Linked DNA regions of Homo sapiens: region 2 is linked to region 1. Evidence: chromatin contacts called from ENCODE Hi-C or POLR2A ChIA-PET data. All regions are on one chromosome and are shown on one strand. The core of a region is the stretch at or near the end of the contact, and the rest is flanking DNA. Distances in the headings are between cores, read along the strand shown.

Evidence for each region. A loop is a pair of places that touch in the nucleus more often than their neighbours do. ChIA-PET counts read pairs that join two places held with the same protein, here RNA polymerase II (POLR2A). Pooled maps may share reads with other maps.
Region 2: a loop to region 1 is called in a map with no recorded cell type, with 5 times the contacts of the local background. The contact joins two enhancer-like sites. A Hi-C loop is called at or near these places in 2 of 168 maps with a recorded cell type or tissue (GM12878 and naive thymus-derived CD4-positive, alpha-beta T cell), 12 of 37 single-sample maps with no recorded cell type and 10 of 50 pooled maps. POLR2A ChIA-PET finds 5 or more read pairs at or near these places in 4 of 52 experiments (A673, GM12878, OCI-LY7 and 1 more).

Annotation. Positions count from the first base shown.
Region 1 is chr10:62,525,084-62,531,446 of GRCh38, forward strand. No RefSeq gene overlaps it. Among named protein-coding and RNA genes, the nearest start is that of ZNF365, 150 kb to the left of the region's middle. RefSeq lists an enhancer at 2,248-2,467. Within about 2 kb of position 2,373, at least 5 of the 41 ENCODE cell types and tissues checked have a DNase peak (open chromatin) inside an H3K27ac peak, as active enhancers do.
Region 2 is chr10:62,561,655-62,568,017 of GRCh38, forward strand. No RefSeq gene overlaps it. Among named protein-coding and RNA genes, the nearest start is that of ZNF365, 190 kb to the left of the region's middle. Within about 2 kb of position 2,962, at least 18 of the 41 ENCODE cell types and tissues checked have a DNase peak (open chromatin) inside an H3K27ac peak, as active enhancers do.

The sequences.
Region 1 (6,363 bases), core at 1,123-3,622:
GATTACAGGCATGAGCCACTGTGTCCAGCTCCTTTTTGTCTTTTTTAACTGCTGTTGCTTTACAGTTTGTTTTGTCTGACAAAAGAATAGCTACCCCTGCTTGTTTTTGGTGCCCATTTGCATGGAATATCTTGTTCTACCCCTTTACCTTAAGTTTATGTGAGTCCTTGTGTGTTATTTGAGTCTCTTGAAGACAGCAGATACTTAGTTGGTGTATTCTTATCCATTCTGCCATTCTGTATCTTTTAAGTAGAGCATTTAGGCCATTTACATTCAATGTTAATATTGAGATGTGAGATACTATTCTATCCATTGTGCTATTTGTTGCCTCAATACCTTGTTTTCTAAAATTTATTTATTATGTTTTTGCTTTATAGGTGCTGTGAGATTTATGCTTTAAGGAGGTTATATTTTGGTGTAGTTTGAGGATTTGTTTCAAGATTTAGAGCTCCTTTTAGCAGTTCTTGTAGTGCAGGCTTTATAGTGGTGAATTCTCTTAGTATTTGTTTGTCTAAAAAAAAACCTGTATCTTTTCTTCATTTATGAAGCTTAGTTTCACTGGTTACAAAATTCTTAGCTGATAATTGTTTTGTTTAAGGAGGCTAGAGATAGGGCCCCAATCCCTTCTAGCTTGTAGGGTTTCTGCTGAGAAATCTGCTGTTAATCTCATATGTTTTCCTTTATAGGTTACCTGGTGTTTTTGCCTCACAGCTCTTAAGATTTATTTCCTTCATCTTGACTTCAGATAACCTGATGACTATGTGCCTAGGCAATGATCTTTTTGTGATAAATTTCCCAGGTGTTTTTTTGAGCTTCTTGTATTTGGATGTCTAGGTCTCTGGCAAGGCTAGGAAAGTTTGCCTTGATTTTTCCCTCAAATATGTTTTCCAAACTTGTTAGATTTCTTCTTTCTAAGGAACACAAATTATTTTTAGGTTTAGTTACATAGTCCCAAACTTCTTGGAGGCTTTGTTCATTTTTTAAAAAATTCTATTTTCTTTGTCTTTGTTGGATTGGGTTAATTTGAAAACCTGTTTTTGAGCTCTGAAGTTCTTTCTTCTGCTTGTTCGATTCTGTTGCTGAGACTTCCCAGTGTATTTTGCATTTCTCTAAGTATGTCCTTCATTTCCAAAAATTGTGATTGTTTTCTATTTATGCTATTTCACCGAAGATTTTTCCCTTCTGTATTAGTCCATTTTCATACTGCTACGAAGAAATACCCAAGACTTGGTAATTTATAAAGAAAAAGAGGTTTTATGGACTCACAGTTCCACATGGCTGGGGAGGCCTCACAATCATGGCAGAAGGCAAAGGAAGAGCAAAGGCACATCTTACATGGCTGCAAGAAAGCATGTGCAGGGGAATTGCCCTTAATAAGACCATCAGATCTCATGAGACTTATTCACTATCATGAGAACAGCATGGGAAAAACTCTGCTCCCATGATTCAATTACCTCCCACTGTGTCCCTCCCATGACACATAGGGATTATGGGAGCTACAATTCAAGATGAGATTTGGGTGGGGACACAGCCAAACCATATCACCTTCATTTCCTGTATCATTGTTTTGGTTTCATTAAGTTGGACTTCATCTTTCTCTGGTGTCTCCTTAATTTGCTTAATAATCGACCTTCTGAATTTTTTTTCTGGCAATTCAGAGACTTCTTCTTGGTTTGGATCCATTGCTGGTGAGCTAGTGTGATCTTTTGGAGGTGTTAAAGAAACATGTTTTGTCATTTTACCAAAACTGTTTTTCTGATTCCTTCTCATTTGGACAGACTATGTCAGAGGGAAGATCTGGGACTCAAGAGCTGCTGTTCAGATTCTTTGTCCCAAGGGGTGCTCCCTTGATGTAGTGCTCTCCCCTTCCCCTAAGGATGTGGCTTCCTGAGAGCCAAACTGCAGTTATTTCTCTTCTGGATGTAGCCACTCAGTGGAGCTACTGGGTTCTGGGCTGGTACTGGGGAGTGTCTGACCAAAGTCCTGTGATGTGAACCATTTTCATGTCTACCATCTTCAGGTGTCTCAGTCTTGGATACCAGCACCTGTTTTGGTGGAGTTGGCAGGGGAGTGAAATGGATTCTGTGAGGGTCCTTAGTTGTAGTTTTGTCTATTGCACTAGTTTTGTATTTGTTGGCCTCCAGCCAGGAGGTGGCACTTTCAGGGGAGCATCAGTTGCCATAGTATAGGGAGGATCAAGGCAGTGGGTGGAGCCCTAGAGCTCCGAAGAGATTATGTCCTTTGTCTTTGGCTACAAGGGTGGGTAGAGAAAGACCATCAGGTCGGGGCAGGGTTAGGCCTGTCTGAGCTCAGGCTCTCCTTGGGTGGGGCTTGCTGCAGCTGCTGTGGGGTATGGGGATGTGGTTCTCAGGCCAGTGAAGTTATGTTCCCAGGGGGATTGTAGCTGCCTCTGATGTGTCATGCAGGTCACCAGGGAAGTCGGGGAAAGCTGGCAGTTACAGGCTTCACCTAGCTCCCATGCAGCCCAAGAGGCTGGTCTCACTCCCACCATGCCCCCACCAACAGCACTGAGTTTATTTCCAGGCAGCCAGTGAGCAGGGCTGAGAACTTGCCACAGGCTACTAGCCTTTTAGCTGAGAAAGCAAGCAGGGCTTTCAGGTCTTGTGCCTCCCTGCCTGCTGCGGCTTCTGTGCTGTGTATCCACTCCCGATTCACCTCCTCCCCCAGTTTCTATCGAGGAAATTTGTGTTCAGTTGAAATTGTTACAAAGTTCAGCTGGAAGTTTCTTTCTCCCTGTGGTCTTTTCCCAGTTCCTCTGGCAGCCCTTCCCAAGGATCTCTGTGAGACTAAGTCAGAAATGGCTTCCCTGGGGACCGAGAGAGCCCACAGGGCTCTTCCCACTACTTCTACCCTTGTATTTTGCTTAGCTCTCTAAATTTGTCTCAACTCTAGGTAAGATCAAATCCTTCTCCCATTATCTGGACCTTCAGTTTCCCCCGTGAAGGTGTGTGTTCAAGGGCAGACAATCCCCCTTTCACACTTTGGGCACTCACATTTTTTCAACCATCTTCTGGGGCCTGCAGGAGCAATCTGCTTCCTTCAAAGGGTCTGTGGATTCTCTAGGCTTTCCGGGTATGTTCCTGCAGTAGTTCTTGGAGTAAAAGTTTACAATGTGCATCTCCACAAGCTGCTCTGTCCATCTGAGTGGGAGCTGGAAGTTAGTCCTGCCTTCTATCCACCATTTTCCTGCTGTTCAAATAAATGCCTTTTCTTTATAAATTACCCGGTTTCAGGTATTTTGTTATAAGCAACAGAAAACAGACTAAGACAGACAGCTTTAACCATTACCAAGTTCTTCCTGCCATTAAGCTAAACTGATTCCTTGTAATGTCTTTCCTTTAGTTCTATTTGTGTCTGCTTGCTTATAATACATTTAGTGTTTCTTCTATTAAACAGTCCTTTAGCTATTTGAAGACAACTATGCTGTTTCCAGCCCTACTCTAGCCTCACTCCTAAACTTTCTCTTCTCTCGAATATTCAAAACCAGTTCCTCATACTGAACTTTAACAAAGATCAAGGTTCTGTTTGAGGCAGAAAAAAAAAAAAAAAGAACTGAAACAGTGACTCTTTTTTGTTTGACCACATCCTCTTGTTTATCTTGAAAATCAAGGTGGATAGACTATGAATGTGAGATGAAAAAAGCCAAAGAGGCTCTCTGTGTTACTATGATGACTACTCTGATCTGAGCCACTATTACTTCTTTCCTAGACTACTGCAATGTATTTCTAACTAATTACTAATTGCTATCTCTGACCTGTGTCCCTATCGTGAAGGTAAGAGTACTGACACACAGAGTCTCAATAGGTAATTTACTCAAGATAATGTCACATGTAAAAGAATTGACTCCAAGACTGTTTTCATCTATAGCCTGTAACAGAACTAATGATGGCCAATGAAATTATCACTTGGGTCTTGAATTTAATCTAGATGAGATGAAAATAGTGGCACTTTTGAAAATAATTTTAAAAGCATACTTAAGAGTTCTGGTTCCAAGGAAGATGGAGTAAGCACACTCCACCCCATCTCTCCTACTGAAGGCAGTTATAAATTCTGGACTGAATGCAAGGACCAGCTACTATGTGAAGTCTCTGAAAAATAAATGGTAGCATCCAGGTTGAGGAATAAGACTTGAATTCAAAGTCTGGTCAAATCATTTGTGAATTTACCGTGTTTTCCCTCCAGTATTACCTAGCCTAGACATGAAGGCAGCCTGCTATGGTTTGGATATTTGACCCCTCCAAACCTTATGTTGAAATTTGATTTCCAGTGTTGGAAGTAGGGCCTGATAGGAGGCATTTGAGTCATGGGGGCAGATCCCTCATGAATAGATTAATGTCTTCCCTGTGTAGACGGGTGAGTGACTTCTCAGTCTAATAATTTTCAGGAGAGCTGGTGGTTTAAAAGAGCCTGACATCCCTACCTCTTGCTTCTGCTCTCGCCATGTGATCTTTGCACACATCATTCACTTTGCCTTCTGCTCTAAGTGGAAGCAGCCTGAGACTTTTGCCAGATGCCCAACCTCCCAGCCAGCAGAATCATGAGCCAAATAAACTTTTTTTAAAAATAAATCACTCCATCTCAGACATTCCTTTATAGCAACACAAATAGACTAAGACACAGCCCAGCATCTGAAAGTGCACACTGGCTGCTGTCAGAAAGAGATTCAAGAGAAACTCTTCTGCTTTAAAGGACAAAGAAAGGGGGATGCATAGGGTAGAAAACAGTGGAGAATACTTTGGTATTTTTCCTTTTTCTACTACCCCAACCCCCAGGCATTATGGAAGTGGCAATTGTACAGTGATGACAGTGGTAGCTGAATAGATGCCTAAAATTCTGAAAGAGGGGAACCTTCCCCTGACCAGATGAGTATGGATCTAAGAGCATGGTGTGAATTCCCGTTGCTTTTTTTTTTTTTCTTCTCTGTCTTCATCACTTGACCTGGGACACAGATATTGTCACAAGAAGTGCCTTGCCGAGTAGAAAAAATAAAGCTTCAACTTCCTAGCTGGAGGCCCATGAAGGAGGTGCCAGGAAGCTAAAACATATCAATGAGATCACAGAGAGGTGGGAAGTCGAAAAGGCAATTCTATATTATTGTATCTGAATGCCTGAGATCACCATTGATGTGCCCGTGTATACATCTGAGCATACCATAGAGTTAAAAGACTTGGCCACAGGGTAGTACACATGGGGAACTGATCTGGATAACACAGGAAACATTTTAAAGTTAAAGTGATATTGAAAACATAGCTTATAGAAGGTAAGTCAGAACTTGTGGCCCAAACCTAGCCTAGACAACTGCCTGTTTAAACAAACAAAGAAAAATATTTCCCTTTGGATTGAAACTAGACTTAGAATCTCATAATATATTCTTCAAAACATCTAGGATTTAATCCAAAATTACTTATACAAAAATTCAAACAAGGCAAAAAATAAAATAAACAAACAAAAAAGGAAAATTCAACTCTCAAGGAAAAGATAATAACAAATGCCAACTCCAAGATGACAAAGATATTGGAATTATCTGTAAAATAAAGGGTAAACGTTCTTCAAACAAATGGAAAAGTGAAATATCTCAGCAAAAAAAATAGAAGATAGAAAGGAAAACCAAATAGAAATTTAAAAACTGAAAAATATACTGTCCAAACTAAAAAATTCACTGGATAGATCCAATAGCAGAACAGAGATAACAGAATAAAGAGTCAGTAAACTTAAAAATAGATTAATGGAAATTACACAAAATTTATTTATAATTATTAATATTATTAATAAATATTACACAAGAGGGAGAAAAAATTTTTTTAAATAAACAGAACCTTAGGGAGCTATGAGAAATACCAAAAGTTCTAACATCAATGTCATGTCATCAGTTTTACAAAGACACAACTAAGTGCGTGCGCCAGAAAAATCATTTAAAGTTACAATGGCTGAAAAGGTCCTAAATTTGGCAAAAAAAAAAAAAAAAAAAAACCATAATTTTTTATGTTCAAGAAGACTGGTGAATCCAAAATGGAATAAAACAAAAGAAATTCATGCCTAACACAGTATAATCAAACTGCTGAAAACTAAAGACAAAGAATAATCCTGAACAGCCAGATGAAAGCAATGTGCTTCATAAAGAGAAACAAGAAATCAAATATTTGTAAATTTGTTGTTAGAGTCCACCAAGGCTAGAAGCAAGTGATACAAGATTTTAAAGAGCTAAAAGAGGCCGGGCGCACGTGGCTCACGCCTGTAATCCCAGCACTTTGGGAGGCCAAGGAGGGCGGATCACGAGGTCAGGAGATGGAGACCATCCTGGCTAACACGGTGAAACTCCGTCTCTACTAAAAATACAAAAAA
Region 2 (6,363 bases), core at 1,712-4,211, 37 kb after region 1:
CAGCCTGTTCTAGGTGCCTTACACATATTAAAACACTTATTCCTAGAATTAAAGCACTCTTATAGGGACAGTTATTTTCTCCATCTTATAGGTGAGAAAGCCATGGCAAAAAAGAGTTAAGTAAGGTGCCCAGGTCACCTGGCAAGCGGATCTGTGACTCCAAACCCACTTTTGAAACTCTATGTTGCCTCTACCTAGCTGATTCCTCTGGTTCTGAACTTTTTTGGTTATGCAGAATTGGTCTTATTTAATCAAATCAATGAAAGTGAGTGAGTTTTATTCATTTCTCTTTTACAACAACCTGCCTCGTACAGGTAAAAGTGAAGAATCAGACTTCATTTTAGGCTTGAACCAGAATGACTGCTGACATTTCATCCCAGCTACTCGGGAGGCTGAGACTGGAGAATCACTTGAACCTGGGAGGCAGAGGTTGCAGTGAGCTGAGATCATGCCACTGCACTCCAGCCTGGGCAACTGTATGAGACTCCGACTCAAAAAAAAAAAAAAATGTCTTCTCAAAAGTAGTAAGCCCCAGAAGATATCCGTGTCAGATTATGTCTGTCCCTGTGAAACAGCCAAAGACTGGGGTCAAGCAGGGAACAAATTATTTTCTCCTTTACATGTCAAGGGAGCAAGCATGTTATTCACCCTCTTACCTAACAAGCTTGTGCCTTGACCACAGAATGGTGAAATTTAAGAAGTGGAAGAGATCTAAACATCAAGTATAATACTTCTGCAGGTTCTTAATAGGATTTATAAGAAGGCAGTAGCTACATGGTCAAATAACTTCAGGAATTTCTGGGTTGAAAAAGAGTTAACCTAGTTTTGTTACATTTTAGCCTTCTTGGACTACTTACCTTATTTTTCATGGGACATCTCTTGGACTAGGAATGTTCTGGAGAATATATTTGGAAAACCTGGCCTGATCTTCCCATCTGATTTTCACACGTGAGGAATCTGAGGAGCTTGAGAAGATAAATGAGCCACTCAAGGTCACACAGCTGGTAAATAATAGTACTGATAAAAGGTCTTTGAGTTTTATGGTTGTGACAGCTTAGATATGAAAAGGGTCTTAAAGAACACCTAATTTAAGCAATTCACTTTGTTAGAAGAGGAAATACAACTCCAAAGAGGATAAGTTACTGTCCAAGGCTGTACAGGCAAAGTCTATATGGAGAATCTGATAGACTTTCTGGCTTCTCCTTGGAAGGAAACAAAGTGAAAATGAATTTAATTATGCTAGCCAGAAATGACTCTTAACCAATGTTTTCTAAGTATGCATAAGAACTTCTGCTAAATGCTATAAGACACTGACATGACAGACACTGAGATGCTGCTGTAGCCTCAGTAAGGTAGCAACTGGGAGGTGGCTGGTGACTTCACATTAGAACCACTGGGAGCTTTATCAATACTACTGATGACCTTGTCTGAGCCATACTCTACAGAAATGAAATCTATTGAGAAGTTGGAGGTGAGATGGGGCCCCAGTGTCTGTACTTTTCAAAAACTGCCTGGGTGATTCTAGTGCAGCCAGAGTGGAGAACCACTAGCCTAGAGCAAAACAAGATCCGGAGTCAGAGAGAAGAGAAAAAGATGGCAGCAGAGGCCTCAGGCCAAGGGGTGCCCAGATCACCAGCAGAGAGGAGGCAGTGGTGCTTATCTCCTTATTATGCGCACACACACACACACACACACACACACACACACACTCCTTTCATCTGTCTCCTCTATGGCTACAAGGGGAGAAATCCCTTGGTGGGAATAAGACCAGCATTAAGAAGAGATGGATAAAAAGATCATTGGCCAGCCCAGCCTTGGGCCTAGCTAAATCTTACCAGCATAGATTTGTAAAAAATTCTGTCAGCATGGCCCTGTGACTTTTTCTGAAATGCTCCCATACTCTGTGCTTGGAAGCAGAAAGAGTAGGCCTGTGGGTTATTTAGAGCTTTGGGCAGGCAGGATGGATACAAGCCTTCTTGCTAGCAGCAGAATTGACAGGTGAGAGAAGCTGGTTGATAGATTCCATGCAGATTGTCCTTGTTTCACAATTTCAGTGAACCAGTGATGACTATAAGGAGTAGACTCCACTGTGAGGGGGCACACCTTATTCTACCTGGAGTGAATTCCCTGCCCAGGATAGTGGTGCTTCACTCTGCCCATATCTATGCTTCTTAGATTCCTTTCAAATCTCCCTTAACATCATTTGGAAATAATTTGTATTTTCATTTTGGCTAAATTTTAGACATACAACCATCCCTCCAATTATTTCTGTAATAATGTCCTTCCTGTGCCTAGCGGAACTGCCAAATCCGGCCACAGCACAGCTGATTATGAACTTGTGACTCAGTGGCCGACATTTGAAGACAACCTTTAACTCCAATAAGAAGCCAGCAGCCAGCATCTTCTAGCAATTACTGTAATTTATGTATTCAAAAAACGAAACGGCAATGTTCAGGTTTCTCTAAGAGATTCTTGCCTTAACCACATGAGGACTGAGTCTCGTTTGTAGAAAAATGAGACTAGCTTCTTGTCCTTCACCTCTGACCACGGGGAGTCTCAGAATGAAGTGCTATCTGAGATTAAATTGTGGCTTTCTTTTGTTTAATTTTTAAAATTTTACTATCCCCCGCTCCAGCTGGAAACCGAGAGTTAGTATGCACAGTCTGCTTTCCAACTGAACTGCCTAATCCTCTATGACTCAGCTGTCCAGAGCCACAGCTGGCTTGGCATTGATTTTAAAAGCCTCTCTTTTCTGTCTCTGTCTCTCTCTCTCTCTCTCTCTCTCTCTCTCTCTCTCTCTCTCTCTCTCTCTCTCGTTGTTCTCTCTCCTTTCTGCTTTCCACTCTAAAGTCCCCTCCCCCTCTCCCTACCCCAAGCCAGTTCCACAGTGAATTGATTGCCAGATCTTTCCAATTGGCCATAAGCAGTGCCAGAGGGAAACTCCTAGTTCTCTGGCTACAGGCTTGGGCTGGGGAAGCAGCTCATAAGGTCAGTGTCCCAAACTCAAGCAGACAGCAGTACAAATAAACAGCCATGGGGAGACAGACACGGAGTCAGGAAAATCCCCTACATGACTAGACTATCAGTTTCAGCAATGCCGTGACTGGGAACATCAGGTTCAAGCCCATGACACTGAGGCCAAAGGGTTTGCCTTGGAATAAGCATTGTTCTCAAGCCCATTTCTCTCTAGCCAGAGGCCATATTTTGTTAAAGAAAAAAAATTCACCTGAAGGATGACTGGGAGTCAAAATTAAATAATTATAAAAAATGATACATTTTCAGGATTTGAGTTAATTGAGGTAGAAGGACAATCTAAATTAGTTAAGAACCTGAATTATGGAAGTTCTTGAAAGACAAGTGCCAGTGGGGAAGGGTCCTCTTGGTAGTGTTCTAGAAGAAAATTTGGTATTTGAAACCACACATGTCCATTTAAATGGACAAGAACCATGAGGTTCTTACCAGAGGCAGATTTATCATGAAACTAGTGAGGTTTATATTTCAAGACTCCCCTCTTAGATAGACACAGCTAAGGGGCACTAACATTGTGTTTACATGGTTATATGTTGTAAAATTTGCAAAAGTAAAATGTTTTAATATTCTTTTACTTAAAAAGGGATCCCCAACTTATACAAGCTTCAGACCCCTTGAATCCTGAACCCATATCAATTGGGAAAGGCATTTGGGGATAGATGGGGTGAGTGAAGGGGATTGCCTTTGGGGTCCACTTTTGTTCTTGTTTATTCGGATGAAAGGAGGAGGTACCCTAGTGTGGGGTCCAGCTTTTAATTCTCATTGGTGACTTAGGGCTCCCCTTCGTCCAGGCAGCCTCCCTCTTGCCCCTCAGAACAATCTAATGTGACCCTACAGACACCTCCTGTGATCATGGTTCTTATTTTAGAAGTAAATGTGAGCATACATGTGCCCAGCATAAAGAAAGCATTCTATAAAATGCTAGCTATGGTGGACAATTTTCCGTGCTCATAATGGTACTCCCTTTCTTTTGGGCATTTCTAGTGCAACTCACATCCTTGGCCATGACAATCATCTATGGTTGAATGTGTGACTCAAATCAGGCCTTTTAGAGTCTTTCCCCAGGTTATTCAACTGCAGCATGGGAAAGAGGGTCTCTTTTCTCTGTTCCCAAGGCTGTAAAGGCTATGAACCTATGGCTGGTAGCTGACAGGGATCCAGCCTTGTGGGAAAGCTGGTGTGCGAATGAATTCTAGAGAAAGTCAGTAGCCCTCCAGTGCCTGATTTCAGCACCCCATCCCATTTTCCTGTGGGTTTATAAGCCCACACAATTCCCCTTTCTTCTCAAGAAGGTTGCTGTCTCTTGTAACCTAACTTATCCTAATCCATTTTTAATCTGGAGTCACATGGTCATGAAAAAAATTCTTCCAGCTCTCTGTTTCTCTTCTATTGCAACGAAGTTTCCTGTTGAGCATACTCCCTGTACAATCATCTCCTACAGTGAAATTTCAATCGCTTTTATCAACACTCCTGACATCAGTGAATTACTAAACATCTTTCACTTTTGCAACTCAAACTATAGCACAAGTACCTATTGGGTCCAAGGCAACTGGCTCCCATCTGGACCAGGTAAACTACCTGGAATCTGACTGTGCTTCTACTGCAAAGTAAACAAAGGTACAACATCTCCAGGATCTATTACTGAAAAGTGTGAGGAACTGGTAGGTTGACCAATGATGGCCATAACTTCTGGAATATATTAGGCACTATGTATATGCTGGATTTAAGATTATCTGAGAGCTCAAAGCACATTTTTACGATCACAAGAGTTAAAACATAGACCTGGCTGTGTTGGGTGTAATAATTTTGGTCTCACTGACATTACTCCCTAAGAGATGACTGGCCCTATTAGGGACACCTTGGGATAGTCATTTCCTGTATGTATAGGGCTTTATGGCTAGAGGGCCTCTTAGCACCTGACGACTCTAATTTTGACCCAATAAGATGCAGTGTTTACAATGCATAAATGTATACCGCAGCTCAAATTGATGTAATCAACACTCTAATTAGTGTTGCTGAGAATAGGATCTTTCAATTAAACAGTTAAGAATGACTAGTAACTACTTCACAAATAATATTTGTAGTTGATTTATTAAATAATACTATTAAAGACTTAAAAACAGTCCTTTTCATAAGTGAGTTACCTACTCAATAACCCAACTATATTCAACTTGAAACCCAATTTTCATGAAAGTTTACTATCCAAGTTTTCATAAATTATATGCTAGAAAAATCCAAATTATAGGGCAAGTGGCAAATGGTAAGTTACCCTGAATAGAGTGTTGGGCTGGAATTCGGAAGTCCTAAGTTCTTGTCTTAACTCTGTCCCTAAATTACTGCAATTACTCTGAGCCTCAGTTTCTGCATCTGTAAAATGATAGGGCTGGACCATATCATAACTACAATTTATTGAGCTATTACTATGTGCAAGGACTTGTATGTGGAGCTTCATGTACATTATTTTATTATGCCACCATTTATTTCTTCCATTAGTTATTTTAGTACATGGTACTTTTTATGCTTTACTCTGTACAGAGCAGAAAACTGAGGCTCACAGAGACTAAGAAACTTTCCCAAGATCACACAGCTAGTAGGTGGCAGAGTAGAGATTCAAACTGGGTTAAACTAGGTTCAGAGCCCACACACTTAACTACTACTTGATTCTGTTATTTTTGGAGGATCTCAAGATTCTTCCAGCTACAACGTAATTTTCTTACATTTCTAAGTAGCAATCCATTTCAGGATTAATAGGGTTTCATTATTATCTTAGTATATTTGGACTGGTTTGTGACAGTTAATTTCCAGTTAATCCAATTACGATAAAAATGTGAGCTGAGACCCACAAATTTAATTATAACCAACTCAGAACTAATTTTCAGTAAAATTAAGAAATACCAGTCAGGAAAATACCAATGGCTGTTAGATTCTATAACTTATTCTGCAGCTTATTTTGACTACATTTTAGGAACAAACCCCATTTAGAAGATGAACTCTGTCCTGAAGGGGAAATTAACCACTCTTGACTCTTTCCCCATTAGTAAAATCCTAAAACAAATACGGATCTTTCCCGCTGGTTTCCAATCCCTTTACTCCACCCCAGTCACTACAAACACAGTCTGTCGGTGTGGTCTGACTGGTTGTTGTTGGTGGCAGTGACTTTAATCCTACCCCACCTCCTCCAAGAGGGAGCTTAGATGCCAAGGGTTTAGCTCTTGGAGTATTTCTCATGCTGTTTGAGGAACTGAGTGTTGGAGCTATAAAGAAATATAATATGTGGCCCATTGCCTTATAGATATCCCAACAGTGAGGGCACAAATGAAGCAGATAAAAACG